Regions from separate parts of the Homo sapiens genome. Here regions 1, 2, 3 and 4 are each linked to region 5. Evidence: chromatin loops called from intact Hi-C (ENCODE). Cell type or tissue: PC-9. All regions are shown on one strand. Links, peaks and the distances in the headings refer to the core of each region. The heading gives the core; the rest is flanking DNA.

Evidence for each region. Peaks named below come from ENCODE experiments on the same cell type or tissue, not always from the same donor. Only the 100,000 strongest peaks of a DNase experiment are listed, where the experiment ranks them.
Region 1: a loop joins it to region 5, with 2.8 times the contacts of the local background. A loop is called at or near these places in 6 of 110 quality-filtered maps.
Region 2: it touches region 5 in a loop (2.0-fold over the local background); 3 of 110 quality-filtered maps call a loop at or near these places.
Region 3: a loop joins it to region 5, with 5 times the contacts of the local background. A loop is called at or near these places in 3 of 110 quality-filtered maps.
Region 4: it touches region 5 in a loop (11-fold over the local background); 2 of 110 quality-filtered maps call a loop at or near these places.

What each region holds. Positions count from the first base shown.
Region 1 is chr1:64,672,441-64,678,966 of GRCh38, reverse strand. It overlaps CACHD1 (cache domain containing 1), which reads right to left. Exons shown (of 27, transcript NM_020925.4): 18 at 5,710-5,809; 19 at 5,503-5,619; 20 at 3,406-3,566; 21 at 2,984-3,070; 22 at 1,956-2,072; 23 at 657-808. Among named protein-coding and RNA genes, the nearest start is that of RAVER2, 69 kb to the left of the region's middle. In PC-9, for the core only: CTCF peaks have their summits at 2,849 and 3,056 (motif pointing right); no DNase peak of the experiment used is centred there.
Region 2 is chr1:64,582,468-64,588,600 of GRCh38, reverse strand. The region is part of intron 3 of CACHD1 (cache domain containing 1); the gene reads right to left. Among named protein-coding and RNA genes, the nearest start is that of MIR4794, 5.7 kb to the right of the region's middle. In PC-9, for the core only: a CTCF peak has its summit at 3,927; no DNase peak of the experiment used is centred there.
Region 3 is chr1:64,821,506-64,828,031 of GRCh38, reverse strand. All of the region lies in intron 11 of RAVER2 (ribonucleoprotein, PTB binding 2), which reads right to left. Among named protein-coding and RNA genes, the nearest start is that of RAVER2, 80 kb to the right of the region's middle. RefSeq lists an enhancer at 722-901. In PC-9, for the core only: CTCF peaks have their summits at 3,451 and 3,654 (motif pointing right); a DNase peak (open chromatin) is centred at 3,651.
Region 4 is chr1:64,265,795-64,272,320 of GRCh38, reverse strand. UBE2U (ubiquitin conjugating enzyme E2 U) reads right to left here. Exons shown (of 10, transcript NM_001366232.2): 10 at 4,953-5,297. The coding sequence ends at 5,113. Among named protein-coding and RNA genes, the nearest start is that of UBE2U, 65 kb to the right of the region's middle. In PC-9, for the core only: a CTCF peak has its summit at 3,049 (motif pointing left); a DNase peak (open chromatin) is centred at 3,020.
Region 5 is chr1:64,503,406-64,509,931 of GRCh38, reverse strand. The region is part of intron 1 of CACHD1 (cache domain containing 1); the gene reads right to left. Among named protein-coding and RNA genes, the nearest start is that of CACHD1, 37 kb to the right of the region's middle. RefSeq lists an enhancer at 4,673-5,172. In PC-9, for the core only: no CTCF peak of the experiment used is centred there; DNase peaks (open chromatin) are centred at 3,461 and 3,781; H3K4me3 peaks cover 1,220 bases.

The DNA.
Region 1 (6,526 bases), core at 687-5,686, 170 kb before region 5:
TATTAACTAAGGATTTAAATATTTGACTCTACTGCCATCTAAGAATTAGGCCTTGGTGCTAATTCTGGAAAGACTGAAAAAAAAAATCTCAGGTAAGCAATCTAATCTTGGCAGTATTTTTGAGGTCTTGGAGACTGATCCCAGGGGCTGTCCACCCTGTGGTGTCCTTGTGCTTCATCCTAAGCTGTCCCAGATGCACTGGGTAGCTCTGGCTTCTGTTGACTCCAAGGCCCCAAATACTGATTTGTAGCTATAAGACTTCTACCTTGCAAAAGTTGTGAGTGAAGGTTTTAGCAGGCACTAGACATACAGTGGTCACTCCGTACACGGCCCTGTGCTTCTGACAGCTGGCGTGCATATCCAAACAGACTCCAGAGTTTGGCCATGCAGAAACCAGTCCTTATATTTATCAGAACAAGCTTTATGGGAATGAATTCCAGGCTTGTAAAATTTGGCAGCACAGATGGCCACTCACTCTCTCTGCATAGAATATTTAGCCAGTTCTGAAGGTAATTATCTGCCTTGGTTTTGTAACTAAAGACTACCAGCAAAGGAATCAGGGAAGTTGGGAAGAGGATTATTTTAAGATGTCCTAGCATATAGGCAGGAAATTGTATATTCAAGAATCAAATTGTTGGGGCATCTAACAAACATACCTATTGCTCCCATGTCATCAACGTAGGGACTTTTGGCTCCCACAATCCCCCCGAAGCATTCTTTCTGGGGGGCACAGTAGGGTTTGTCCAGGTGAGTCTTTCCATCACTGTCCACCATGCACCATTCACAATCCAGCACCCCAAAACAGTCCCTGCCAGAAAAACAATACTTAGTCTTCTATAAAGCAGTGTGGGGCAGGGGACAGCACTTAAGTGTGGGCATCAGACAGTTCTCAGGATCTCCATTACTTACTAGTGCTGTGAATTTCTTGAGCTTTAGTTTCCTTTCCTTATAAAATGAGAATAGCAATAGACTGCCAGGGAAATAACTGTTTTATGCCTCTTAACAACTTGGAAAGGAGAGAAATAAAACTGCTCTCTGTGAATTAAATAATGACATCCACACATCATGGGGCTATTCAAAATCATCTTACAAGACCAAACAGAAATGACCCCAATGTTTGTTAGACTCTGGCTTAACATCCCCCAAGTGTGGGGTCATTTAAAAAAATAAAAAAAAAAGTCCAATAAGTTTGGAAATACTTGGCCAGTCACCACAGGTTTCCTCACTGCCAATTTCTCAGAGCCTTTAGTGTATTACATGCATTGTGACTGTCTCAAGAGAATATATGCAGTGTCAGCATTTCCCAAACTTAATTGACTTGGGGCTACTGTATAACATCCCAAATTAATCAGTTTGATGCCACAATTCCTTTGCTAAAATACACACGCAAAGCAGAGTAAGCTATCCCTCTAAACACTGTTTAATAAAATGGCAAGCTACAGCTACAATAAGCTAAAAACCAACTCCCCTTTACTTAGTCTACCACAGCCACTATTTCCATAATGTCTAGTCCCAAACTCCTAATCCCACCTGAGGAGTGGGGAGAGAGCGGGGAACATGTAGTTTTTAGTTCTCAAAACTATCATGAAGCAGATGTGTTTCCTAAGAAAGGAAAATAAATGAGCTTCAAAATATCACACCTAGAGCCTTGACCACTGGGTTCTGCTTCTGGACCTCAGGGGTTCCTCCTCCCTTGCCCTGCTGCTTCATGCCATGGCCCCTCACAAGTCTTTTATTTCAAGAAAAACTCCCATTCACAGATGAGGCTACTAACATATGGTACACACGCTAAATACGGGTAATAAGTGGGAACGAGACAACATTTAATCTGGTGGGTAAAGGCTTATGGAAATCAGTTTCAGATCTGAAAAACTGACATACCTTTTTAAAACACGAAGAGTAGGAATAATAAATATTAGCTGGAAAACCTCAATTCTTTACTAGATTCTGCTTACCCACTTTCCAGCCTCTGACTGCACCTGCTGTTGACACACTGGTGAAGAGCATCTTGCAGGCCAGGGTCAATAGCTGTGTATGTCACCGGCTCCTGGTGGACCTCGCAGCTGGGGTTTCTGTGCAGGAGGTAAGTCTGGAGGTTAAGACGACCACCGCCCACATTCCAAACTCATGCTCCTGGTCCTTAACAGCAGTCAGACAGATTTGGGTTTGAATCCTGGCTTTGCCACTTAGTGTGTAACCTTGTATCAATCACTTAACAACTCTGAGCTTCAATTTACTTATCTTTATATACAGTAGAAGTAATACAAATAACCTAGGCAACATGATGAAACCTCATCTCTACGAAAAGTACTACTACAGCAACAAAATTTAGACAGGCTTGGGAATCACATGCCTGCAGTCCCAGCTACGAGGGAGGTAGAAAGGTGGGAGGATTGCTTGAGCTTTGGAGGTAGAGGTTGCAGTGAGCCATGATCGCGCCACTGCACTCCATCCTGAGCAACAGAGTGAGACCATGTCTCAACAAACAATTATACACACACAATACAAACACACATGACACTCTTAATTTCTAGAGAAGGGGTTTATTACAATTTATTTTCCTGGTGTTAAAATCTGTCACTGATATAAATAATGCTGTAGAACACATCATACGTGTGTAAAAAACACTTGCATATTTATCACAGGGTTAATTAGAACACTAAGTGACTTAATGTGCATAACGTACTCAACACATGGTAGACACTTAGTAAATGCTTGAAACATTCTCACATTTTTTTGTATGTAGCACATACACTCTTAATACTTTTACAGCAGTTAAATTTAAACCTTGAAACAGGCATCATTTTATGGCACTACGGAGCTTGAATTCTGGCTCACTGAACAGTTAGTTCTATCATTAGAATGAATCATCTTTATACGCCCTAACTCAAAACAAATCTATAAGAGACTCACAGTATTACATATGTATTATTATTATTATTATTATTATTATTATTATTATTATTATTATTAATTATTTTACCGGTTCTCTGCATTGGTGAGGTTGCCAGTGCACTCATTGACCTCTAGAGGGCACTCACAAGGACATTCACATTCATTTTGTTCCATTCTGAAAAGCAAAAAGAAAGTTACTATGCAGAAGGTCAATGGCAAACTGTAAGTTGTACATGTGCTGGGGAAGCAAAATAATGAAGCTCTGAGCTAGTTTAAAAGAATAGTAAAAAAGAAGTTACAGCCAAAGGTTAAATACATAAATGGCCTTAATCCATTGTTCTTTGGACAAGGATGCTGCAAACGGCACAGCTCTAAGTGGCTTTGTAACTGTGACTTTTCTTCAGGACACACACCAGCACTTTCTGTTTATTTTGCACTTCAAAATGCCTGACATCAGTTGAAATATTAAACAGTGTGGTGAACACAGAATATGACCCATTGCATTTTTACCGGTGACAGTTGAGACAGAGTCGGTCCACCATGCTGCAGGCACAGAAGGCAAGAGAGTCGCAGGTTTCGTTGACAATGCCAACAAACGCGTTGGTTCCTGGGATCCTTGCTAATCTGTATTTGGAACAGTGGCTGCCATGCACAAGGTTCGTCAAATCCCCCTACAGAACAATCAAGGTATCAGAAATGACAGACAGCAATGCAAAGACTCAGCCCTACCTTGGTGAAAACAACTCTTCAACTACCTACGAAAAATAGCTTAAAATAAAATGTTTCTGATTACAAAAGTCACTGTTAAAAAATATATAGTCACTGTTAAAAATTTAGAAAATAAAAATTATTCATAATCAGAGATATCTCCCATTGAACAGCTGTGTATATATTATGAATTCTTTTATCTGTGCTTATACAAATGTAACTTTTATAACTGTTATTAAAATCTGTTTTTTCTTAACACATAACAATATACCAGGAAAATGAATACTTCAAGAAGCAATAAAAGACAATTTTCAGGGAAGGAATAGTTTAAAATTTATTCACATGCAAACCTAGTTAACCACAAATTGTGCATTCCCCTTTCTTTGGGTGATGAACCTTTTTCCTTTTATAATAATAAAATTATTTAAAAATCAAACCTAACAGGCAAATTTCTGCTTCTAGAATATTTAAATAATCCAACTAAAACAAGTATCCCTTTTCTTCATTCCATAACAAGAAAATGTGATAGCAAGTTTCTTGAATTGCCAATTTTGTTTATCATATTAGAAAATCAAAGATTCCAAAGTGGTATTGTAGAGTTGCATGTAATCATTTTTCTGCATGTGTGTCAGATACACTAGGCAAATTATTTCACCTCAAGCTTGTTTCATGCCATTCACCCTGTATATATGCTTGGTGAGGATTAGCTTAGTTCTGAGAATCATAGCACTCAATGGGTTTTTAGAGGTCTACATGAATTTCTAACTGTCTGGAAGACACCCACCTCTAGAACATAAGCAGTAACATAGGCTTGGAGTCCTGACAGCCCCAATACCCAGGAATGCTCTAATTCCATTTGGGGATAACTTGGGCCAATAAATTATTCGAATTTGCCTTTTGAGAAGTATCTACCTGAGTATCCTGGCATTGTGTGCTGAAGACTCCAGAAATCATTGCATAAATAATAGAAGATACACAGAATAAGTCAGACTTTCCTATGACAACCTTACTTGGCAGTCTCATTTGTCAATGTCTCCTTTAAAAACAGTGCTTCTCAAAATGGTATGGGGTCTGAACAGGGTAATAATGACTTCCCTTGCTTTGAACACACCATTCTATTAACATATTCATGTTTTAAACTACTCTTTTCCACCAGATAATTGCTTTCTGCAATAGAGTTTTTGAGACTCAGTTTAGGATTTTTAATTTAACCCAGTACATTTTAAAAATTAATTACATACTTAATGACTGACATAAATGCCTATTCTAAATAAAAAACCTACTTCCTGTAAATAGCTTTTTGAATGTTCTTTCATTCCCCATTTTAGCTTTCTCCCAACTAGGATTATTTATAAATTAATGAGAATGTCCTTAAGATCTTTAACCATAACCAGGTAAATTTGCAGCAACTCAAACTATACAGAGTACTCTAAGCTAAAAAAAGACATTATTTTCAGATGATTTACATAAGAGTTCCCATCTCATAGAGCAAATGATCAAGAACTGACCTAACTTGGCCTTGGGAATTTAAGGAGCCCGAGTGATCTCTAGAAGACAGGAAGAGAGGAACACATGGTGCCACATATATTTATACAAGACTGTGGGAACCAACTTCAGCAGATATTTCAAAGGACTTACATTGGGAAAGTCTTTAAACAAATAAAACCAAAACAAAATACCAACTGAGAGACCTTAAAACTTTTACTTTTCTACTCTGAGCTTTATATCTCCCAATTGTCAAACTGGGAACTGGAACTAAGCTCCTGTCTCCTCCTATCATTCTATAGTTCTAAGGCGATGAAACAGGTAGGAATAATATTCAGACACTAGCCATGATTCCAATTCATGTTCCATAATGGGATGGAAAAATGAGAGTGTTAAGGAATCAGATCAACTTACCGCAAGGCTGGTGTTGAATTTATAAAACCTCTGGACCGTTCTGTCACTGAAGCTGTTGCACAGGTTTTTCTTTACAAAGTTGGGGTGGTTGAGGATATCATTTGCTACCAGGGGCTCCTACCAAGGCCAAAGAGAACAGAAGACATATGCCATGTAGTGAGCTGCAGGAGGTTGGAGAACTGAGCAGCTCAGCTTTGTGACAAATACCTTGTGGGTGATGTGCTGCTGCTCCACAGGTGCATGTCCTTTGGGGTCGATGAGAGTCGGGTGCGCCACCAGATAACCCCTGTCCTCCATTATGAAGCACCTGTACCAAAACAAGTTATGCCCCTCATTCATATCAGCTGTTTTTTTTTTTTTCAAACGTATTCAGAGAGCATTTATCTTGCTAGCCCTGAAACAAACTGCATTTATCCCAGGTTCTCAATAAATACTCATTGGAAAAATGAAGGGAAGCTGGCAGGCAGGTAGACAGGTACATGATTTTTGAGGTTGCGGGTCACCTAGAGTAGAGGTTAAGGTAAGAGTTACACCTGACTCTGTGGTCACCTACATAGTGTATACAGAATGCGCTCACCCAGTCCGAGTAAGATGGACTCAGACCTTTTGCAAAGATGTATGAATGGGAAGTTTGTTCTTTTTTTCCAGGCAAGCAGATCCTAAAGGAAGTAGACTTGAGTATTTCTACTGACAGATTTGAAGTAAAGCATATAATTTCTTCTTTCAATGATAAATATACACAAAATAACAACACGCAGGGGATGTATAAAAATATACAGTAGTCCTTCTCCCTTATCTGTGGAAGATATGTTCCAAGACCCCCAATGGATGCCTGAAAGTGATGATAGTACTGAACCTTACATATACAGGTTTTTCCCTATATATATCTACCTGTGATAGTTTAATTTATAAATTAGGCCCAGTAAGAGATTAACAACATTAACTAATAATAAAATAGAACAATTATAACAGTAATAAAAGTTATGTGAATGTGGTCTTTCTGTCTCTATAAAAATATCTTATT
Region 2 (6,133 bases), core at 847-5,846, 79 kb before region 5:
TTCGAGACCAGCCTGGCCAACACAGTGAAACCGCTTCTCTACAAAAATACAAAAATTAGCTGGGCGTGGTGGCGCACCTGTAATCCCAGCTACTCAGCAGGCTGAGGCATGAGATCGTGCCACTGCACTCCAGCCTGGACAACAGAGCGAGACTCTGTCTTAAGAAAAAAAAAAAAAAAAGTATTGATTTGTTTATATAAAAGCCAAGGATCAGTATGGCCTGCTGAATAAACAATAGCTTTAGAAGCACACATCAGAACCTCATCTCTGTGGCAAGCTGGGTTTCAGGGATAGCTATTCTTAGTGTTATGCCTAAAGGAGTTATATTCTTTAAAACTTGAGAGAATGAGAATGGACATTTTTAAGTTGGCATAACAGGGAAGGCACATGGATAAGACATTTTTCTTAAGTCAAATCTATTAATATCGTATGGTCTTTTAAGGTCAGGAATTGCAAATTCACAGCTAAGGTGGGCCAAATAGTGATATAAATCAGGAAAATAGGTTGGGTATAACACATCAGGTCAGGAACTCATCCCCTGTCCTGAAAGGGGAGCTGCTCTTCATGAAAGCAGACTGTTACCAAGTAGCAGTGTGGATCCAGTATTGCCAAATCTTCTGATTTTTCAAGAGAGGAGAGATATTTGGATTTCTAAATTGCTAATCTTTCAAAGTTTAAATGTTGGCAACAGATTTTAAAATTTACAAATTTAAAAACCTTTAAAACACTGAGGGCCGAAAAAAATATGCCTGTAGATCAGATATAGTCCATAGGTGTAATTATGCATTTGTTCACTCCTTGTGGGAGAGCCCAGGATCTCCTGTGTCCCTAGCACCTCACCTAAAGGAACACAAAGGGAGCTGCGAATTAAATTATATAAATAAATGAGCCCACTCTCAAAACTATGTTGTTTTAAGTGATACCGTTGAAAATGAGTTTGTTTTTGATTAAATTTAGCCTATTTTTTTCCATATTGAAGAATGCAAATTCTTTAGATCATTCCTTCAACAACAAACATTGACAGAGTACCTAATCACTAGGCAGCGTCTTGTGCAGAATAATTAACTTCTAAGGCTCCTGTGCAAGAATTTTAAGAGTTGACTGGTCTGAGAAGGAAAGTATGAAACCCGTCTGAAAAATGAATTTTCTGCCACTTTGCAGGTTCTCTCTGTTGTCGTCATACTATAGCCTAATGCTCTGTAACAAAGGTCTTTAAAGCTCCTCTCTCTTCAGAACTAGGCATTTTATTTTTAAAAAATATGTACTATTAAGCACTACTGGAGAAAACCAAATATGGATTATAATCATTAAAAATGAAAAGTTAGGCCTGAGACAAAAAGTAAAAATTAGCCATTAGTTAAAATTACTTATAAAAACATTGTCTAGTTCTAACTAATCTTTAGTATATTTGGAGAAGAAGCAAGGTCAATAGGCCACAGGCACTTAAAATGTTAGTAACAAACAGCCATCATACCACTGGGTCAGTGCTGAGTTTAAAAAAAATGTTCATAAGGCCCAGATGACTTAAGAATGAAGAAGATTCAGAACTAAGACTGGAGGTCTCTTATCTGAGGTCCAACTGCTTATATTTATTATAAAGGCAGTATTAATACATATACATATGGCAAGATACAGTCCATAGGCATAAACGGTTTTAAAGCGTTTGCCTCATAGAACTACAATATCTTACAGTTTGGAAGGACTTTAGCAATAATCTTGAGCCCATTTTTCATGAACTTCAGTCACTACTACATGTCTATCACTTTCAAACATTTGGTCACATTCACTTAATGTTTTCATTTAAAATAATTCAATTTTATTTAGCTACATTTACATTAAAAAGAAACTTTGTTATTGCCAGTAGAGAAAAAAAAACTGTTGACATAGTAAATATTGAAGTAAATACTTAATCAAATTTAAAAAAATGTCTAAGTATAACCTAAAAACATCTCCTCTATAACAACCATGTGAGGTGGGTACTCTCATTATCCTCATCTCACTGATGAGGAAACTGAGGCTCAGAATAAGTGACTTCCAAAGGTCCACATATGAGTTCATGAGATTCAAAACCAAATCTCCCTAGTATTAAAAAAAAAGTTTTTAACCACATCCTTAGACTGCTTCAAAAGACTAGGAGATCTTCCTTTCCTCACCTAACTCCAACATGAAGTTGTTAAGATTCAAAATAGAGACATTTTTGGAAGGATTGGAATATAGGAAAGTGTCAGCTGGGTGCAGTCGCTCAAGTGTGGCTCAAGCCTGTAATTCCAGCACTTTGGGAGGCCAAGGTGGGTGGATCACCTGAGGTCAGAAGCTTGAGACCAGCCTGGCCAAAATGGTGAAACCCCATCTCTACTAAAAATACAAAAATTAGCCGGGCGTGGTGGCACGCCCCTGTAGTCCCAGCTTCTTGGGAGACTGAGGCGTGAGAAGCGCTTGAGCCTGGTAGATGGAGGCTGAAGTGAGCCGAGACGGTGCCATCACACTCCAGCCTGGGTGACAGAGTGAGACTCTATCTCCAAAAAAACAAAAGGAAGGCGTGAACTGAAAATGTGTTCAGCAGGCACCCCAGCTGTTAGAATATGCAGATAAAGCACTTTCTGAGGGGTTGGAACAAAGGTGGCTAGCTGAGAATTTGTACCCTTGTTCACTGCAACAACATACTACTAACTCTTTCCATTTTTAAATCTTCATTAAAAAACTGAGGAGTTCCTGTAATTTTACAAAGTGCTTGTGTTCAACCAAAGTCTAGAAAAGTATCAGCTCAGGGTTCACTCCCAAAATTCCTTCACACATTTCACTGGAAAGTGGGCTCCATTCAAAGCCAAGTAGACACAGTATAATTGAAGGGAGTCCTCACAGGCCACTTCCTGTTGCAAAAGATCTCTCTGTTGTCAGGTATCTTTAAAATTTGTTGAAGGAGGTTCATTGTATTGCTTATCTGTACATTCTCTGATTGTTCAGCTTTACCTTCAGAACTGCTTTGGTTTTCCAATATCCACCCCAAGCAGTTCTTGGCTCTGTCAACTACTCCTGGTCAGGAGAGAATACTGCATCTTCAGCATTCAGTGCAGAGGTCCCACCTCTGAAGGAGGAACATTCTCTCCTACTAATCTGCTTACTTGGTGTGTATTTTTCTAGGGGTACAGTTAAGGTCTCATGGATGTTCAACTAACTAAATGAGAAGTTCCTAAAGGACAGAAACTACATTTTATGCTTGATTGTATTAACAAAAAGGTTGACCACTGGGTTTTACCAAATTAGATGGCCTCTATCCCAGACCTGAACCCTTATCTCAACATATTCAAAATGGAAATCACTGTCTTTACTCCCAAACTTAATGCACACATGTGTGTTCTTGGCTTTTTGGCTAATATCAAGTGTAATGTATGCATGTGTGTATGTATGTCTGACCATTCTCACAAGTCAGCTTCAACAGCATGGCTGCATCTTACCATCTCATATATATGGATGTGATACAATTTTCCTAACTAATCCTCTATTGCTAGAAATTTAGAGTATTTATAATTTTCTCTATTCTAAATGGTACTGCGGTATTTTTCTTTACATGTTTATATTATATATATTTTTGTGATGTTCCTCCTAATGGCCAAATCAAGTAAGAGGCATATTTCTGAAGTTCATAAAATCATTTCCAATACAACCTATCTGGTATAGTTCTCTGCTTTGAGGAACCACAATACCTCTCTGCTATGTCACATTTTGCCCTATTAATTATGCTCAATATTTGCCACTCCACACCCAGTAACTTATACATTTCTAGAGAGTAGACACCTTCTTACTCGTTCCTATATCAATTTAAATCAATTCAGATTCCAACAAATAGTATAAAAATTAAATACAATGGCCAGGTGCTAGGGGTAATAAAAGATGAGGTGTAATTCCTGCCCAGAACAGAAGGGGAGGCCAACTCACAACAAGGTCTGATACATTAAGTTCTACACTATATAGAGATGTATGGAAATTACTATGGGAATAAAGATGAGAGAGCAATAAATTCTTCCAGGGACAAAAGGGAATAAGGAGAGGAAAGAAAGAGGTAATTGGAAGCTATGAAGAAAGGGCAATTGTTGAGTTGCTCCTTGAAACATTCATAGAAATTCACCAGGTGGGCAAGTGACTGGGTAGATTCACCAGTAGCAGCCAGCCAATTCAAGTTTCAGGTTTTTTCCCCTCTAGAGCACTAGTTCTACTTAGGAATTTATGAAGATCCCCAATGTGCTAAGCCAGGGTTTTTCAACCTTGGCACTACTGTCATTTTGGGCAAGGTAATTCTTTGTCTTGGGGAGCTGTCCTGAATGTTATAGGATGTTTAGCAGTATCCCTGGACTCTACTCACGAGATGCCAGGAGCTTTCTTCCAGCCTTTTAAGTTGTGACAACTGAAAATGCGTCCAGACATTGCCACATGTCTTTCCCTAGGAGAAAAATGCATAAATCTAGCTCTAAGAACTTCTCCTTACCTTACTATCTGTTCTTCCTGCCCTGAAAATGGTTTCTTCTTTGGGCCTAAAACCCAACTGGACCCTCATTTTATTTTTAGATAGTGGTAAGGTTGTCAAAACATTAAGTTACAGGTGCCCCACTATAAAAGATAATCTTTGATTATACCTAATATGGTTTGGCTGTGTCCCCACCTAAATCTCATCTTGAATTGTAGCTCCCATAATCCCCACATATCATGGGAAGGACCCAGTGGGAGATGATTGAATCGGTGGGTGGGTTTTCCTGTGCTGTTCTCGTGACAGTGAGTAAGTTTCACGAGATCTGACGGTTTTATAAAGGGCAGCTCCCCTGTACACACTCTTTCCTGCCACCATATAAGACGTGTCTTTGCTCCTCCTTCACTTTCCGCCATGATTGTGAGGCCTCCCCAGCCATGTGGAACTGTAAGTCCACTAAACCTCTTTTCCTTTATAAATTACCCAGTCTAAAGTATGTCTTTATTAGTGGTGTGAGAAGGAACTAATACCTAACAAAAATTGAAATGTTCACTCTGATATGAAGGTATACAAATATGCAATATTACAGCTAATACTTGTTTAGAACATTACAGTTTACAAACTACTTTCACATTTGATTTCACTGAAATGTTCACAACATCCTGGAGTATTAGTTATTGTTCTCATTCCAGAAATAAAGACAGGGTTGCTCAAAGACACCAAATATCCAAAGACCATGTGGGTATTGAGTGTTAGGGGTAGAATTCCTATCCAGACAGTCTCATTCCAAATTATATATGCTTTCCATTTAGTTTAGAGAACAACTAGTATGAGTTTCTTCAGGCCACAGACAGGGTAAGCCAGACAAAGGCACATCTTAACATCATATAAATGGAGAAATAAAATGACTTGAGGATGCCCTGCTACCTAAAAGCCCAGCAAGAAATCATAATAAGTAAAAACTTGCTTATGGAAACAAAGCATCATTTAACCACCAAAAACCATTATATCCATCCTTTGCCTAGCCGCAAGAGCACTTGTCATGCAAAGAGAGGAATAATAAATACTAATTTACATTTACACTCATATTTTAAAAACATATTAACGTCTTTTATTTATTCTAAGTAGCACTAGAAAATTGGTATAAGATTATTTTCCACATTGGTAGAAAACTGAGCATAAAAATAAACATTAAGTAACTTGATGAAGGACACACAGCTAATTAAAGACCAAGTCAAACTTAAAACTAAGCTCTTTGCACCTCCAGATAAGTGTTCTTTCCACTACAATTTCCAGCATCCCATAGCCCTATACCCCTCCAGATATAAGTATCACTAGGCCAATAAATAAAAATATCCTCAATCATGCAGATACAAACCTGTTTCAATATGATCTGAAAACACATTTCCCATAGGAGTTTTAAAGATAGTATCTACTAAAGTAAGGAATGGGAATTTTTGGTTACTCTTTTAAAGACAAAAGGCACTCCCTTAAATTAAGCAAGTGACATGGCTTAATAGTTGACTCATGACAAAGCATTTCCAATTTTCTAGATTTAGATTCTGTACTCAAATAAATAGTTGATACTCCTCAACTTGCATTTCATCAGGAGAAAAAGGTGAGTAGGGAGGGTCCAGGAATTTCCTGGCTATAGAACACTGAATCACATTT
Region 3 (6,526 bases), core at 865-5,864, 320 kb before region 5:
TGCAAAGGCAGATGGCAAAAAAGCCAGGCCTGTGATGGTAGCAGCTGGCAGGCAGAAGAGGGCAGTGGCAAATGAGGTTGAAAAATGAAGCTGGCCTCAGTCATGGAGGGCTGGAACGCCAGGCTAAGGACTGTAAACAGGACCATACCCTTGATCTTGGAATATGGCAAGATTAATAAGCAGCTCTGTAAAAAGTATGGCAATGAAGGAGACAGGCATTATTAAGTCTCACCAGGAGGCTATTGAACTTGTCCCTATTAGATACTTGCATGTGAGCAAACACACAGATTATATGTGATTTAAGACTTGATTTAAAATGTAGCATGAAACTTACAGATGAGACAGAACAAAGTGGTATATTTAGAAAATCTGAAAACAATTTTGATGAGCATTTATGCTTTGAATACCAAACAAAAGGAAGACCTTTAGAGAAGCTATAATATTCTAGTTTTACATGTCTAATATTCAGGTGGAAATCAAACACAATAGTCATTTTAGAGGACTTCATCTTTAGCAGGGTCTTTTTTAGGGTTGGCTGAAACCACTCTATGAATAGTTTGCACCCAGTGGTTCCATTCTGTACTTTGGAACTACAATCCAAGTCTAATACTTCCTTATCAGAATGGGCATAACTTCAACGGAGGCCCCTCACCCTCATGCCCCTGGGCAATCCTACTATATCCCCACCCTACCCTGCCCACTGATCTCCACTCCCCTAAGTGACTATTGCAAGCCTTCTCTTTTCTCGAAGCTCCAACAGTACACCCTCATCTTCACTCTCAGCTGATGCTTTGCTTTCTATTTCACCAAGAAAACAAAATCGAAAGAGAAATCTTAAGACGCACAGTGACTAACCCCTGGTGTCTTTACTTACCCTCACTTCCTTGGTGATCTCATCCAATTTCATGCAATTCACAATTATAGCGATTTACAGGAATGCGATGGTTCTCAAATATGTACCTCTAGAGGCCCATAACTCTCCCCTCACCTCCAGACTTGTATAATGAACACCAATAAAGGAACATCTTCACTTAGGGATCTTATGTCTAAAACGTACCCATAAAACTTGCTCCACCCACACAGTCTTACCCATCTCAATCAATAACAAATTCATTTTTCTAGGCCAAAACTCTTGGGGACTTGGCTCCTCTCTTACCCTCGTATACCCCACTGACTCCAGCTTCCAAAAATGTCTCCAGTCCAGCCACATGTCACTGCCTCTGTTGCTTCCAGGCTTGTCCAAGTCAGCATTTTTACTTGGATTGTACCACAGCAGCTCCCTAACTGACCCTGCTATGTTCTACATTCATTATTTAACACAGCAGCTAGGCATGTTAAACTATAAATACAGTCAATTATCCCTCTACTCAAAGCATCCCAGTGGCTTTCTATCTTAGAGTAAAAGCCAAAGTCCTTACAAGGGCCTAAAAGGTCCTAAATTGTCTGTGCCCTCTGCCTCCCCGACCCCACTGTGACATCATCTCCTATTCTCCACTTTGCTCCCTCTTCTTCTGCCCTAAAGGTTGCTTGCTGTTCCTTTAACAGACCAAGCATGTTTCTGCCTCAGTACCTTTGCACTTGCTGTTCCCTGTCCCTGGAATGTACTTTACATAGATATTCATGTGGCATACTCCCTAAAGTTCTGGTCTTTGCCCAAGAATCAGTTTTACTATGAACCCTTCCTTGACCACGTATTTAAACTCCAAGACTTCCCAGACACTCTTTAGCCTCCATCTTATTTTCTCTGCAGCGATCACTATTCCTTTTACTAATTTTTTCCCCTAAATGTAAGTTCCATTCTTATAAGGATTTTGATGTTTTGTTCATTGCCATATCCCTAGTGCCTAGAACAGTCCTGTCATATAGTAGACATTCAGTATATACTGGTTGAATGAGTAAATGAATACCTTTCAAAAAATATTTTCTAAGCATCCATTCCCAGCTCCTTCAGCAAATAGTCATGGGCCATGGTCTCTGACACTCTGACATGGAAAAACTGAACACCGTAATCTACTAGAGCCTACCAAAGCAAAGGTTAATGTGCTTCTCGCTTTGGGCACCTGCCCTCTCGTTAGAATTTCAAATTAGTTGGCTCTTTTAAATGTTGCTCACCAATCCAATCTTTTGCACACATCTACTATGAAACCCATTCTCTATGCAGTCGCTATTTTATTCTTGGATTTTAAAAAGTTAATTTTCTTTTATTAAAGCAAATCTTTTTATTTTCATGTAAATGTAGACTTTCTTTTATCCCATTGATTTCCAAGTGAATGTAGAAACAGAATGTCACAATATCATTTGTTGACTGCCAGTTTTTAATACAATGTATCTTAAGCTCAATTTTTAAGCTCATGTCAATAATTGAACTGGTGGCTAGTTTTCAAAGCCATCGTAAGAATTGGGGAAAGGGGAATCTTGACTATCCCTCAGAAGATTCCTTTGGGATATGTTAATGTCAACAGTGAATTCCATTAGGCTCATCTGCTATCAGTCCAATTAAAGATATTTATTATTGTTGTTCTTCTGAAAAGAATATAAGCATCTAGCAGGTAGCCCTTTAAATACAAAATGAAATTTGTTTTCAGAAAATTCTGCCTCAAGGACTCCTCAGTCTCACCCTTACCTTCAGCCCCACTTCACCTTTTCTAAGTCTTGTCTCTTCAGTGGAGTCAGGTATACGGAGAACCAAAATGGGACTGCACTAGTTCTCCTGAGATCTGAATCAAGCCCCTAATGTCCCTTTCTTATAGCTTCAAGTCCAGCTTTTAGATTTCAGACCTACAGAAACATGAATTAATTTTATCATTATTTCTGCATTAAACATTTTTAAATTTTTATTTAAAAATATAACTTTCTCCCATTGTTAAAAATGTTTCAAAATCAATATGCTTCATTCTGTGACATTAATGATATAATAAAATGTCTCTGTCTGATATATATACATAACAAATGTTTCCAATGTTCATATTCATATTTGCCTCTCAGCTACTTGTCTTTCTTCATATGAATAATGGTTGAGTCCTAACTTTGGATTTAACGATTCATCCCCAAAAAGGTATTGCACAGCACTAATTTTTTTTTTTTTTTTTTTTTTTTTTTGGGAGACAGGGTCTCGCTCTGTTGCCCAAGCTGGAGTGCAATGGCGGGATCTCGGCTCACTAAAGCCTCTGCCTCCCGGGCTCAAGCGATTCTCCTGCCTCAGCCTCCTGAGTATTTGGGATTACAAGCGTGCACCACCACACCCGGCTAATTTTTTGTATTTTCTGTAGAGACGGGGTTTCGCCCTGTTGGCCAAGCTGGTCTTGAATTCTTGACCTCAGGTGATCCACCCACCTCAGCCTCCCAAAGTGCTAGGATTATAAGCATGAGCCACCCCGCCCAGCCGAAATACATTTCAACAGCTTGCTTTCCTTACTTCCAGTTTTTAACCAAAATCACTTTTTAAAAGTACTTTCCAAGTTATTGTCTAGGGTTAATATATAGATAACCTGTGCTCCCATAATTGTTGTTTAAAGTAGGCTTATGTTTTAAAACATATTTTGTATGGTAGGTGTTTGTCACACGATTCGGATCTATCACGGTCCATACAAAAATCCACACAGCATTCATTACATAACACAATGTACTTTTTGGCAAGTCTGTCTGCATTATTTGACCACTGGGTGGCAGCATTAGGCTCCATATGAAAGGACCAAGCATTCATTTTCCAGGTCTTTTGTTCATTTTTCTTTCCTCTTCCCCTCATCACATCATCTCATCATATATTCTGTGGTTGATTCCCTGGAACAGGCAGTCAGCCTCCTGGCAGGGGAGATCCCTGGAATCAGGGTAACACAAGAACACACCGTGCAAGTAGATAACACTGCTGTGCTGCATGCTGGACAACTGCCACATATGGCAAGTGTTAAATGAAAAACAAAAATCAGGCCGGGCGCGGTGGCACATGCCTATAATCCTAGCACTTTGGAAGACCAAGGCAGGCAGATCACTTGAGGTCAGGAGTTCAAGACCAGCCTGGTCAATGTGGTGAAACCCTGTCTCTACTAAATATACAAAAATTAGCTGGGCATGGTGGTGGGTGCTTGTAATTCGAGCTACTCGGGACGCTGAGGCAGGAGAATCACTTGAACCCAGGAGGTGGAGGTTGCAGTGAGCTGAGATTGCATCACTGCCCTCCAGCCTGGATGACAGAGCAAGACGCTGTCTCAAAAAAAAAAAAAAAAAAAAAATCACAACTTACACAGTCATATCAAACAGCTGAAAAACCTCTTACATTTTTCTTTACATTATTGGGACTATGTCAAACTGGAAAGGTGCTTAAGATATATTTTTACCTATTTTAATTAAAAGGGGAAGGGTGAAATGTTTTGTCTTTGACTGATTATAATTAGATGTTAGATTTAGGTGTTTAATAGACATTTAATAAATGGGCTCAAAAGCTTCTCTTTTAAGGTAGACTTCTCCCAACCATTTGACATAGAAGGACCTCAGAATCTGAAATTTCAAACTCAATTTGTACATTCATATTGACAGGATTACATAGCTGACTATAATGCTATTAATAACTGCTAGAGTGTATACTACAAATTTTTAAATAATTTATTTCTGATTTAAGTTTTCCCAATCATAGTTCAAATATTCAAGACATGCAGTTTTTGAGAAAATTCACAGCTCAATGGCAATTCTAATTAATTATTACAACTGACTAGAGAAATGGAAGGGGTAGTCCATTTAAAACTGATTTCTAATTAGACCTAGATCTTGAAAAACTGATCTGATCTGTTTGCTCATAACTAACTACTTTTAGGATCTCTAAAACACTAAATGAAAATGCTATTCTCTGTTTAGTACAGTTGAAGCTTAATTTCTAAAGAGTCCAAAATTTGTTGATTCACAAGGTTCACCAACTTACGAACAACTATCACCACAATTGAATTCTAGAGTATTTTTATCACTCTCCCCTCCCCAAAAAAATCCTGTTAATCATACTCCCCAACTCCTCCTTCCTCCAGCCCCCAATAACCACTATCTACTTACATTCTCTATGGATTTGCCTATTCTGGATATTTCATATAAATGGAATATCATATGTGGACTTTTTGTCTGGCTTATTTCATTTAGCATAATGTTCACAAGGTTCACCAATGTTGTAGCATGGATCAGTACTCCATTCCTTTCTAGTGAATAATATTCCATCACGTGGATATTACCACATTTTGTTTATTCATTCATCACTAGATGGACATTTGGGTTGTTTTCCTTTTTGGCTATTATGAATAATGCTGCTGTGCCAATGCATGTACACATTTGTGTACAGACACAAGTTTTCAATTCTCTTGGATACACCTAGGAGTCAAATCCTGGGGCCATCTGGTAATTCTATGTTTAACATTTGATGAACTGCCACACTCTTCCAAAGCAGCTGCACCCTTTTACATCCCACCAACCCCCAGCACTGTATGAGGATTCCCATTTCTCCACATCCTTGCCTACATTGCTATGGTTCATTTTTCTTCATTCTCTTTTCTTTCAGTTTCTCAGACTGGATAATTTCAATTGACCTACATTCTAAGTTTGTTGATTCTTCTGCCTGCACAAATCTACTGCTGTGCTGTAGTAAATTTTTCATTTGTTATCATACTTTCCAAATCAAGAATTTATATTTGATTTTTAAAAATAATTTCTCTCTCTTTATTGATATTCTCTAAGTGATGAGATGTTGTTCTCGTACTTTGTTTGTTTTTGAGACGGAGTCTCGCTCTGTCACCTGGGCTGGAGTGCAGTGGCGCAATCTTGGCTCACTGCAAGCTCTGCCTCCCGGGTTCACGCCATTCTCCTGCCTCAGCCTCCCGAGTAGCTGGGACTACAGGCGCCCACCACCACACCCAGCTAATTTTTTGTATTTTTAGTAGAGACGGGGTCTCACTGTTGTTAGCCAGGATGGTCTCGATCTCCTGACCTCGTGATCCGCCCGCCATGGCCTCCCAAAGTGCTGCGATTACAGGCGTGAGCCACCGCGCCTGGCCTCTCATACTTTTTAAAAGTTCCTGAGACATGGCTCCCTTTAATTCAAATCGTTGTCTAGTAAGTCCAGTGTTTACACTTCCTTATGGGCAGTTTCTATTAATTACTTTCCCTTTGTGTATGGGCCATACTTTGTCGTAAAATCTTTGTGCGTTCCTGTGTCCAGGATGGTATTGCCTAGGTTGTCTTCCAGGGTTTTTATAATTTTGTGTTTTACATTTAAGTCTTTAATCCATCTTGAGTTGATTTTTGTATATGGTGTAAGGAAGAGGTCTGGCTTTAATCTTCTGCATATGGCTAGCCAGTTATCCCCGCACCTTTTATCGAATAGGGAGTCTTTACCCCATTGCTTTTGTCAACTTTGTCGAAGACCAGATGGTTGCAGATGTCCAGCCTTATTTCTGGGCTCTCTATTCTGTTCCATTGGTCTATGTGCCTGTTCCAACAGAGTTTCAACAAGGTGTGAATACATATTTCTACTGCTTCTATTCAACATTTTACT
Region 4 (6,526 bases), core at 765-5,764, 240 kb after region 5:
AGAACATTCTTTAGATTTCCTTTGATATGGCTCTCTTCTCACTTTTGGCCAAATTAATAAAATTCACATATTCAACCCCAAGTTAAAGATAAAAAAGAAGTATTGAACTTTTCTGATTCTTTCTTTGTGAAAATTAAATGTTTTACATGGGAAAATGGCACAGGACTTAAAATTTTATCGATCAGGCTATCAACTGGGGGTCCCCAGGTCTAGAGGAACTGGATACTTAAGTCTCAGAATGTTCTTATTGACAGAGTGAAATCAGCTGTGCAACTCAGAGCTTTTCTAACATGGCGAAGTCTTGAATGTTGAATCTTATTCCCCACCAAACCCCCAGGTCCAGAGCACTATAGTTTACTGCCCCTAGATATTAACCAAATTGCTCTTGATCATAGAGCTCCTGTTCTCCCAGGCCCTGTCTAGGTCTCTTGGATTCTAGACCTGCATCTTACGTTGAAGGCTGACATTAGGCCATCTCTTTCTGGGGCCACCTGGACTGACCAGCCTGACTGCTGCTACCTGTGTTCCAATGCGTTATGACCTAAGAACATCCTAGTTTATGAGGTGTTAATGGACTGTTTACACCATTGAAGCCTACAAATTCTGAAATGCAGCGTGGGCCTAATCATCCCACAGTTCATTTATTCTAACCTATTTTAAGACTGGGAAGAAAGTACTTAAAGGAAAACCCGGGATTAGGTCCCTTTTATGTTGATTAATTTCACAGAAAACCTTAGAAACCCCTGTCCTAGCCCACCCAGAATATTTGGTCACCTAACCAAGATGTACATGCCTAGAATTCTCTGTCTCCCATCCTCTTCAAAGTGAGTCAGACATTTCTGCAAGTGCAAAAATACAATAATGTAAAATATTATTTTTAAAAATATATAAAATTATCCTTTCTCTCACTTATCAATTATTAATGCATATTAAAATGTGGTAAAGGCTACTGTAAACTACCCATTGAATCATCAATGAATGACTAAATGAGTATGGATAAACTATATTATTAACAGAACCGACTTTTAAAAATTTTGCTACCAGTTTGGTTTCTAGCATTGAGGACACTGAGTCACCCTTTGCTCTAGAACAGAAGTAGCAGCCAGCATCACTTCCCTTCCCTCTTCTTCCCTTCCTCCTATCTTGAACAAACAGATGAAGTCTGGAACTGTATCAGCCATTTTTTTTTTTTTTTTTTTTTGTAAGACAGTCTTACTCTGTTGCCCAGGCTAGAGTGCAGTGGTGTATGATCATAACTTACTGCAACCTAGAGCTCTTGGGCTCAAGCTATCCTCCTGCCTCACCTTCCTGAGGTGCACACCACCATGCCCGGCTAACTGTAAAAAATTTTTTTAGTAGAAACAGGATCTCACTATGTTGCCTAGGTTGGTCTCAAACTCCTGGGCTCAAGCAATCCTTCTGCCTCGGTCTTCCAAGGTGCTGGGATTACAGGTGTGAGCCACTATGCCCAGCCTTCTAGCAGCCATCTTGTAATCAAGAAGCAAAAGGCATGGAGACAAAAGCCAACATCCTAAAAATGGTAGCGAGGAAAGAGAAAAAGCTTGGTCTTTGATGGCTTCATTGCCCAACTAGCTGAACCAATGCCAGCAACTGCCCACCTAAGGGCTCCTTATTTTGTGGAAAAAAAAAAGAGTCTCTACCTCTTTAATCCTCTAGTAGGTCTTTTGTTATTTGCCATGGAACGTAGGAAAAAGTTGACTCATATGACACAATATGAGAACTCAGAGTTATTTAAACAATTTTGAACACTAAAGTAATATCATCTTATTAGTAGCCCTCACTGGTGACATTGAGGTTTATTTTAGACATATTCTAAGTTAATTATTGTACATACACTTACTTAATGAGAACAATATCTTAGTTATGAAGTTTTACTTAAAAATGGATGGCAACTTGTGAACACATCTAGTATATACAATTTTCTCCTCTATAGAAAACATTTTTTTTATATCGGTGAAGGATTGTTAACATGAGCTAGTTATTGAGACATGCAAAAAGCCTCAGGAGATCAGGATGGATGTTGTAATTGTATTTGTTGAAACAGAATTCAACTTGTAAATATAATTACCCTTGGCTGTTCAAGTGATCACTTTTCATTTAGATTCCAGTCTGGTCCTTAGAACTTGAAAGTGAGATGAAGAGTCGGGGAGAGGGTTTGAACATTGAGAGGCCATAACAAAGAATGAAAAGGTCTGGGGTTGGTTAGTACAGATCGCAGAAGGGTATAGAACATTTAAAATTAGCCTTCAGATCTATTAAGGGATATTGCTCAGAAAATGAGAGCCAGCTGCACTCCATCTTTTATGATGAAAACCCCAAATCAAGTGGGCTTATACTTTTGCATCTAGGAATCAGATTAACCAAAAAGAACTCTCTTCTGGGAGGTGGTTAAATACTGGAGTTGAATATTTAGATAAGGTTTGAGATCTCACCCTCTGGAGAGAGTGGCTTAAATTTAACTCTGGGTCTCTGTATATTCTTAGTTAACTGCCAAATAACAGAGAGGCACAGGATCCCCCTTCATCTCCCAGCCAACACCATTGCTACCATCTCCTCGTTAGGGGCACCCATGGCCTGTAAGGGAGCAGCAGGGAGGCAAAGGAGGTCTAGGTGGCAGGCAGGCCCCAGAGAGCCTTCTAACTGTCAACCCCTAGGGAAGTCCCTCCCTCCCTCAGGTAGGAGAGGCAGCAGTTCTCAGTGGATGCACTGATGTCTGGAAGTCATTAAACAAAACTCAGGCTCATTCTCATCTACAAGAGGGTGGTTTCTGTGTGGTCCTGCCTGAAGCCAGTGGTGAGGACTGACTGATTTCTCCAGGTTGGCTCTATGATTTTATCAACGTGAGTAATTTGTAAGCTCTGGGCTATTTTTCTTTTAGTAAATCTTTCCTAGTACTGAGTAAACATCTTCCTTGGGAGGGAAAACAAAGTATTCCGCTCTTATAAAGTGGTCATGTGCCATACGAGCCTTTAAAAGCATAAGGAGGCTTGGTGCCTGGCTTCCAGTGAAGTGTCTCTTAAGACTGAAGTGCATGAAATAGCTAACTGGCGCCATCTGGAGGGGAAGTGGAGTCTAAACAACAACGCAAGTTTAAAAAACATTGACAATGACGTAAATGCAAAATTTTATAATATTTATTTTATTTACTTTTATTTTTATTTTATACTTTTAAGACGGAGTCCTGCTTTGTCGCCCAGTTTGGAGTGCAGTGGCGCGGTCTCTGCCCACTGCAACCTCCGCTTCCCGGGTTCAAGCGAATCTCGTGCCCCAGGCCTCCCTAGCAGCTGGGACTACAAGAATGCGCCACCACTCCCGGCTAATTCAGAACATTTTAAAAAATGAAATTCCCTGCTTCTCTCTTCTCCTCTCTTTTCAGAATCCATCCAGACTGATCACAAGGGGGCTGGGGCCTCGCGTTCCTATAGAACCTTAACTTCAGATCTGACGTCATATCCAGTGGAGGGTATGCGTCAGTTGTGGAGTTTTACTATACATGACACACTCCGTTATCAAATGGCACGATTTGGCATGCCATGTTAATCATATTTGAAATTAATCTCAGAATTACATTGTCTCAAAGTGTCATCCACTAATCATCTTCATCAGAATCAGCTGGTTTTTTTGTTTTTTTTTTTTTTGACGGAGTCTCCCTCTGTCGCCCAGGCTGGAGTGCAGTGGCGCGATCTCGGCTCACTGCAAGCTCCGCTTCCCGGGTTCACGCTATTCTGCTTCAGCCTCCCAAGTAGCTGGGACTACAGGCACCCGCCACCATGCCCGGCTAATTTTTTGTATCTTTAGTAGAGACGGGGTTTCACCGTGTTAGCCAGGATGGTCTCGATCTCCTGACCTCATGATCCGCCCGCCTCGGCCTCCCAAAGTTTTGGGATTACAGGCGTGAGCCACCACGCCTGGCCAGCTGGGGTAATTTTTAAAACTGCAGGTTTATAGACTTCAGTTCAGGCCCCCTGAATCTGAATTTCTTTCATAGTGCATGGGATCAATTAACTAAATAGAAGTAAATTTTGTTTTTTATTTGATCAAACACAAATATAGTGCTTACTATAGGCCAGGTGCTATTATTAGAACTTCATAAATATTAATGTATTGATGCATTTATTTGGTTTTTCTCAACAACCATAGAAACCTAGGTGTGTTTGTTCTGTTTTGTTTTGTTTTTTTTTTTTTTTGAGACAAGGTCTTGCTCTGTTGCCCAGAGTGGAGTGCAGTGACATGATCACAGATCACTGCAGCCTCGATCTCCCAGGCTCAAGCAATCCTCCCACCACAGCCTCCTGAGTAGCTAGGACTATGGGCATGTGCCACCAGAAAGCTCTACTACACATATCTGGTCTCTTGACACTTTCCTGGCTAGCTAAATATTTAGCTAAATATTGAACCCGGAAGGCAGATCAATAAATCTGACTGAGAAAAATGAGTGAATACTGGTGAGGCAAGCAGAGTTGGGGGTCAAAGGCAGAGACATATTTTAGAATAGGAGAGACCAAAGCACATGTGTAGGTTGAGACAATATGGCAAAAAGAGACAGAGAAAATAAAGTTATAAGAATACGAGGAGATAGGTCAAGGTTTAAGAGAAAATGGCACGTACTCTGGGATAAAACAGAAGAGAAACATTAGTAAATAGCGACATCTCATTCCTTGAATATGGAGGAAACAAGACAAGAAACTAGGCAGATGTAGGTCCATGTATAGATCCCGCTACTTGGGGTCATGTCCAGCCTCTGAAGCTTTTAATTGCTCCCCTCCTATCCCAACCTCTTTCTGACCCATTCTCTGCCTGCAAAAACTTGTGTCCAGTAGCCTAACAACTGTGGGAGTGTGACACCATTGATTGGCATATGGCAATGAACACCCCTAACTTTGGTAACTTTGTTCTAAAGGAGTAGCACTCAAAAAAGTCAAAGCAACATCTTTACTGATTTGTACTTATATTTCTAATTTGTACTTGCAGTGAGTGGGTGAGAACAACTTAAAAAAAATGAAATCCAAGTTCTGAGAGTCTTCCAAAATTGCTCCACAACGCTGGGCTATGGCGGAGGCTGTTTATTTTTTGAATCTGATAATGTTCTGCTTAATCTTCTGAAGTATTTGTATTGAGAGTATTGGTCCAGGAGATCAGATCTTCCACTTCCTCTTCCCTGGGCTCATCTGTGTCATTTTCATATAATGAAGTGTCACTCTTCCACCCCTCCTCTTCTGTTTCATAAATGTCTGTGATGCTATTTATTGCAGTTGGTGACTCAAGAAAAATTTCATCTGTGGTGGGAATTATAAAAAATAGAAATTTAATAGACATAATAAGAAAAACAATAAAAAGAGAAGTGTTCCTGCATTTGTAGGATAATGCCAAAGACCATCTGAATGAATGTGAGCAACCTTTTATACACTTTCTAAACTTCATGTTTTGTAAGTAACTTTATTTGTCAAAAATCATTCTTTCCATTTTGCTCAATCTTTTGATGCTTTGTTAGTTCATTCATTTAGCATATATATTTACTGGGTCTCTGCTAAGGGCCAGTTGATGTGCAAGGGAAAAGCTGCTTTGGGAGCACAGGGAGGGAATCACTGTGTCTAAGTGAAAACTGAGTCGGACTTTGAAACAGGAAGACCAGTTTGTTAGACAGAGAAGGGAGGTCAGAACATGTTAGATAGAAGAAACAGCACACATCGTATAAGCACAAAGGTATGAGAGGACTTGACAGGGTTAGGGGTGATCAGAATGGATTCTCCCGCGCTTCCACTGTGCCAGGTGCGGTGCTAACCCGTCGACAGCTATAATATTATTTAACTCAGACACAACCCTTGTGATGGGCAGGTATTATTATTCTTATTTTACAGATGAGGAAACTGAGGCTGAGCAACCTATAGTAACTTGATCAAAGATATCCAGCTAATAACAAGACTCGTCCCAGATCTGTCTATCCAAAAACACAATGTTATAGTATACAGAAAGTTTCGTGGAGCTGGAAGGGAGGCTGAAGCCAGATCAGGAAAGCCTCATATGTCATGCAAAGGACTTTCATCTTTATCTTATAGGCCTTGTAAACAGGGAAATAAACTGATTATACTTTTCAAAAGGAGAATATAGATATAATGTCTATATTTCTAGATGTATATTTCTACACAGCATGGGGACCTTGCTTTCTGGGGATGAACTCTAGCTGGTACTATTTATGTTCTGTTAACTCTAAAATCTCACTGCATTCTCTTCCCTTTTTCCTAGTTGTCACCGGATTCACTGCTGATTATGGGTTCCAGGACAAATTTTGTTTGCCTCATATGTTTATTTCCCTCACACATGAAATAAACCCTGTAATATTTGCTGTCTTCTAATGTTATAGACATGGGCTACAAGTGACTTGTTTTCCTTCTGTCTTTGGTTTATAGAAAGATACACAGACAGACCGGGCATGGTGGCTTACACCTGTAATCCCAGCATTTTGGGAAGCCAAGGCAGGTGGATCCCTTGAGGTCACGGGTTCGAG
Region 5 (6,526 bases), core at 903-5,902:
AATATGTTTTTCTGAAAGGTATTATTTCTTCCAAATCCTAAACTGAAAAATCTTAACAGTAATCGTGCAAGACAAAATACATCTAGGAGTATTCGTTTGAGAATCATTGTCTCTGCTATGTCTTAAATAAATCTCTCCTATTGTTAATAAACTGAGAAGGGATGCAAATGTCACAATATTAAAATAGGTATCTAGATTAGGTTTTGAAAAAATATCATAAAATCTACTTCACAGTCTTAATTTTGCATTTATATATAATGTTGTAGTGTTTTCCTTCTATCCTTGGAGATTTAACAAAACTTCCCTACTTTAAAAAGCACCCTAGGGCTGATTTCATGGTCAAAGAAAAATAAAGACTTATAAAATTACTGAATAACTTGAGTGTTTTACCCTGAGATCCTTTTCCTTCCTACCATTTTTTTAAGCCAAGAAAGACAAATGAACTAAAGCTGTTCATCTTTAGTTGATTCAAATACACCTTTTTAATAACAAGTGGCTGAAGCCAAAGAAAGGATTAAAGATGGTGCTCTTTCATCAATTCCTTATTATGGCCTGGGATTTACTTTGCAATTAGTCCCTCCTGGGCAGAGCTGAGGCCCAGTGAACTTGTTATTAACAAGTCTGGAGATCTCTAAAAAATGAAAACTCCACACTTGCTACAAGGGGCGGGTAACACAGGCATGAAAGATGCCAAGGTAGAGGGAGTTATAGAGCCTTTTGCTAATGACAGTTCAAAGAGATGAGCAGCCCCAACCCTCACAAATAAAAGCAGAGAGCATTTTTCATCCATACTCATAGTTAGGAACAAGCTAACAGAGAAAAAAAGAGAGTATGAACTTCATTAAATTTTCAGTCCTGTGGCCCTATTGCTTTTTCTCTTATAATTAGCAATAAAAGCCTTAAAAGGAAAAAAAGACCTTTTTCCTTTGTGCTTGCCATCTGGGCAGCAAAGATGAGGGGAGTAGCAGCCAATCATAGAAAGAGAAGAACCCTGGGGGTGGGGAATGGCAGGAGACACCAAAGAAAAGAAAATGCCTGGGAGCCCTGGGCCTTTTTCAAGGATAAAAAGATGAACTAGGGAGGCAACTTATCCAGACTGCAGAAGTTGTCTTGGGCTTAAGAGTAATAAACAGCCTGCGGCAGTAAGCCAGTGTCAGACCTGGTAGTGTCTTAACAGAAGACTGAGTATGGTTCTCTAAATGCACTACGTCTCTATCTTACTTAGCCCTCTCACTCTCAGGCTTAGTGAGAGAACAACTTAGGGACTTGAGAGGAATATATCTAAATAAGGGCAGCAGGTGTTTAATGTCAATCACTGAAACAAGTTTTCCAGGACAGACCCAACTCATATGTGCTTTGCCTGGCAGGTCCATTTCATTTAAGGTAGGCATGATTATCCCCATTTTACGCATGCGGAAATTGAGGTTTAGACAGATAAATTTGCTAATCCAAGGTCACACACACAAAAAAGATCATATGCTCTCATAGCCCCTGCTAAATCCAGTGCTATTTCTTCCACCAGAAGCTCTCACCCACCTTCACACCAGCATTTGTGTAGTGCGTTACACTTAATACAAGAATACCTCTCCAGGCATTCTCATGTAATTCCTATAAAAACACATCAAGAAGGTGATATGGTTTGGATTTGTGTCCCTGCCCAAATCTCATGCAGAACTGTAAACCCCAATGTTGGAAGACGGAGGGGCCTGGTGGGAAGTGATTGGATCATGTGGGTGGATTTCCCCCTTGCTCTTCTCATGATAATGACTGAGTTCTCACAAAATCTGGTTGTTTCAAAGTGTGTAGCACCTCCCCCTTCTCTCTCTTGTCCTCCTGCTCTGGCCATGTGAAGATTTGCCTGCTTTGCCCCCTCACCTTCCACCACGGTTTTAAGTTTCCTGAGGCCTCCTCAGCCACGTTTTCTGTACAGCCTATGAAACCCTGAGCCAATTAAACCACTTTTCTTTATAAATTCCCCAGTCTCAGATATTTCTTTACAGCAGTGTGAGAATGGACTAATACAGAAGGAGATGAGACACATTCATTTTTCTACTTTAAGATTTAAAGATGAGGACATGGAGGCCCCAACTTTAAATGATTTGCCCAGGCAACATACTGGTGGTTTGAACTCAAGTCTTCTGACTCCTAAAGGTGTATTTTTTCCACTAAATATAACATTTTTGACAAATCAAAAAGAAGCTATTTTCTGTCTGAGCTGAATTTCCATTCTCACTCTCAGCTCCTGAAAACTTATTCTTACTTCTTCCTGGCTCGTGTTCCTAATACAACCTGAGTTTCCACATTCTCTATCTCCTGGGCTGTCTGCGGATTCCTACTCCAGTTCTCCCATTTTCCTGCCCCTGCTTCTTCCCTGGAGGCTTTAGAGCCCATGCTCCACCTCTACCTATGCAAGATGTTCTTTTTACACCCCAGAAAGTAAAATAACAACAACATCAACACAAGTAAAAAACATCACCTTTCATCTCAACATTAACCAGGCAGCCCACTAGTTCAACTCAATTGGCATATGCTGTGGTCTCAACTGTGGCCTCCAACTCAAGGACAAAGCAAAGATGGGTAGGGCAGTCCCTGGCCCCAAGGAATGTATAACATAGTGGGGCAGGCAGATTGGATACAACCAACTATAAGGCAAGACTCCAGTAAGGAGTACAACAGAGGCACGAAAGTAGGGTAAAAGGAACCCTTTCTAGCTGGGAGAAATGAGGAGAGGTTCCGGGGAGGTAGCTGTGATCCTAAAGTCAGTCTCCTGGTCCTATCCTAACACATCAAGAACAACCTTCAAAGCATGATGTGTGAAACACATACTAATTTACGAGTCATGAACTTCCAAGGCCTTTTTCCTTGGGACCTCAAAATATTCACATCTCACAAGAGATGGTAGAGTTTATCATTAATCTCGTTTTACAGATAAGTTGAAATCCCTACCTAACAACAGTCACAAAAACAACTGAAAAGCAAATTCAGCTCCTATCTACCAAAGGTTTTCAATCACTTTACAACTATAGGTTCCTAACTGTTCCAAAAAACATGCTCTAATGGGGGAGCTACTTGAACGAAGAACAGGCAATTTGATGTATTACACAGAAAAACGCAAGTGAAAATACCGAACAGCTTTAACTGTATTTAAAACAATTTTCTAGGTACTCTTTGAACATCTTCTCTAAACACAGTAAGTAACGGGCAAGAACAAAACCGTGACACAAGATACACCAGATACTTAGCATAAGAATCACGTCCTCTGAATCTTTCTTGACACATCCACTTAATTCCAGCTAGGAAAAAAAACACGTATTTTCTCTCAGTATACCCACTACAACCTGCCTGGTTTTGACTCCTGGCTCTGCTGTCATGAGCATGTGGCTCTGAGTCATTTAATCTCTGTCCCTCCATAATCCTCCTCTGCATTAAAATAACAGTACTTACCTCATTGGTGGTTGGGAAGATCAAACAAAGTAATACACATAAACTGTTTGGAACACTGCCAGACACCTAGAGAGCATTCAATAGGCCGTCGTTGAGTGTGGTTGTGAGGATTACACAAGATAACGCAGGTAAGAGTATTTAGCACTTAGCAAGTGCTCAATAAATGATGGTTCTATCACCTGTCTGCATCCCTGAAGAACTTTGGCCTCTCTGAATTTTTTATTTCTGGAGCCCAGCAAAACGCCAAGCACAGCGGCAGTGCTTATTAAAAGTTCAATGAATGTGTGGCAGGTGGCAGTCCAGTCTGACAGGTGAAGCCCATCGGCAGTTCCTGGTCGGCCTTGCTCGCACCTGGCACTTAAGAAGGCGTGCAGACTGCAATGACTGGGCAGTTCCTCCACACACCATCGGATTTTGCGTGGGGCTACCATTTCAACCTTGGTTGAAAATAAAATGCAGGCCAAGGCAGGCAGGTAGAAGTGGAAGGGATGTGGAGGTGGCGACCCGGGGTTTGCAGGGCAAGAGGAGTTGAAGGGGCAGGCGTGGAAGACAAAGGGGCAGAACAGCGAGGGGAGAGACAAGCGGGCGGCCGGGGACGAAGCGGGGGACCCGGCGGGGCGGGGCGGGGCGGGGCGGGGCGAGGCCGGGGAACAAAGAGCTGCCTCGCGGGCCGCGGGGTCCTGGCGACCGGGAGGAGGGTCAGGGAGAAGGCAGACCGGGGAAGGAGGGCGCCCGGAAGGCGGGGCGGGGCGCAGCCAAGAGGGGGAGGGGCGGCGGGGTCCAGGGGGATGGTCGGGCGTGGATGGGGTGCGCCCAGGGAGGGGGAAGAGGTGGAGGTGTTGGGGTTCGCCCAGGGAGGGGGAGGAACGGCGGCATAGGGTGTGCCCAGGGAGGGGGAGGGGCGGCGGGGCGGGGTGTGCCCCAGAGGAGGGGGCGGGGCGGGGCGCGGCCCGGGGGCGGGGAGGTCCCTTCTGGCTACAGCGATTTTATGCACCTAATCAGGCTCCTGAGCTGAGGGCCTTCGCTGAGCCGCTCTCCGAGGCCCAGGAAAGCCCGCAGCCTCCAAGGGTGCAGCAGGAGGAATGTCCCCTCCCCTCCCCTCCCCTCCAGACCTCGCAGCATAGTGACAGTTGCAAGACGAGCAATAAGGAGACAGCCACCCTGACAGTAATGCCTGTGGCTCCCGGGGCTGAGCAGGTACCAGTACAGGGGCTCCCCAGAGGCTCTTGACTGCCCTCCTGTATCTTGTTCCTTTCCATCTGCACTGGGGATGGTGGCCTTGGGAAAACAAAAGCAGTTCCTGCACGGTCATCCGGAGCTTAAAATTGGGTGGTGGTATAATAAAAAGTTACCTCTATACCTCTAGTTTCACACCAAGTGAGATAAAGTTTAGAAGAAATCTGAACTACATCCAGAAAATAAATGTTCTTCTGGGTGAGGAAGAAAAAAATTATTTCCAGAAAAAAGTTTGGAAGTCTTGGTCTCAAAGACTGCTGTTATCAATATCAAAATATCAATTCATGGAAATGAAAATATAAACAAAAACTATCACCATTTCTTGAACAGCCACTGTGTGCTCCTGGTGTACATCCTCGCACCGTCTTCACAATCCATTCAAACATCTGATCAGTGTCTCAATCAGATAGGCATAGATAGCACTACACTGCCGGCTTTGTAAAAGGGTTGCAGGGAGGTCCCAGGCCTCATAGAACTTGCAGTCCACCTCAAAGTAGGTACAATTTGCAAAGGAGGGGATTTACAACAGGTACGTTGCCCATGAGTATGCCCAGGTCAGTATATCTTTCCATTATACCATAGTGGAAGATATATTTATTTATTCTTCCTAAATATAGTAGAATTTCAGTCTTAACATCTGTTTCTACTCCCTTGCTTAGGAAAGCAAAATGAAACCAAGCAGAGGTACCTATATACAAAATGAAAGAATTAAACCCAACAGGTAAATCCAACTAATGGAAAACTGACGAGAGAATTCTGGTACACCCAAAAGAGAAAGGTTGAGACTTGCTAGAAAATTCATTAAGTCAGAGACTGTGTTCCTCAAGAAACAGTTCTAATGCATACCATTAAGTTCCAGTGATTAAATGTTGTGTCACATTTAAGTAAAATAGGTGTCTTCTCCTTTTAAGACATTTTCAGCAGCTGGGTGCAGTGGCTCATGCCTGTAATCCCAGCACTTTGGGAAGACAAGGCAGGTGGGATGGTTTGAGCTTAGGAGTTTGAGATCATCTTGGGCAACATGGCAAAACCCCATGTCTGCAAAAAATACAAAAATTAGCCAGGCATGGTAGCACACGCCAGTAGTCCTAGCTACTTGGGAGCCTGAGGTGGGAGGATCGCTAGAGCCCAGGAGGTGGGGGTTACAGTGAGCCATAATTGCACCACTGCACTCCAGCCTTGGTGACAGAGTGAGACCCTGTCTCAAAAAAATAAAAATATTTTCACCTTTTCATGTGCATCTCCATTGTGTCCACCAGGATTACCTTTATATTAGAAGAGGTCAGTGCTTGTCCTACATTTCCAAAGTAGGCAGAATGACAAGAGCTATTATATAAGGACTATCCCCAACCTCTTCATTTACAAAAGGAAGGGAAACAGCGTCACAGGTCACTATGCTGATGGCTAGCAAGGCCTAGAATTAGAGCCCAAAACAATGATCTCCCCATTAGTATACAGGAAGTTTTACCCATTAGTCTAACAAATCCCTGGCTTATTCACATTTAATTCTCTAAAGAAGCTCTACAAAATATAAACAATTGGAACCTACATTTATGTATGTATGGGGGGGATCATCAGTAAAAACACTTCTAACTGTATGCCTCAAATTGTTTAACATGAGTTAAACAAAACTTTTTCATCCTTCTAACAAAACTCTTCAGGTCTACCCACCATGCTACACAGCATTTGAAAATGTTGACCGAAAAAGTAGTCTAGCAAGTACTCTCTTTATTCACATGTAAGAATTCATCTTAAAAATATGAAATCATACTTTGTATGAACAAAGATGATTCCTAAAAGGCATGACTTAGTATCTTGGCTCTGTAAATTTTTGGAGTTTTGTTTT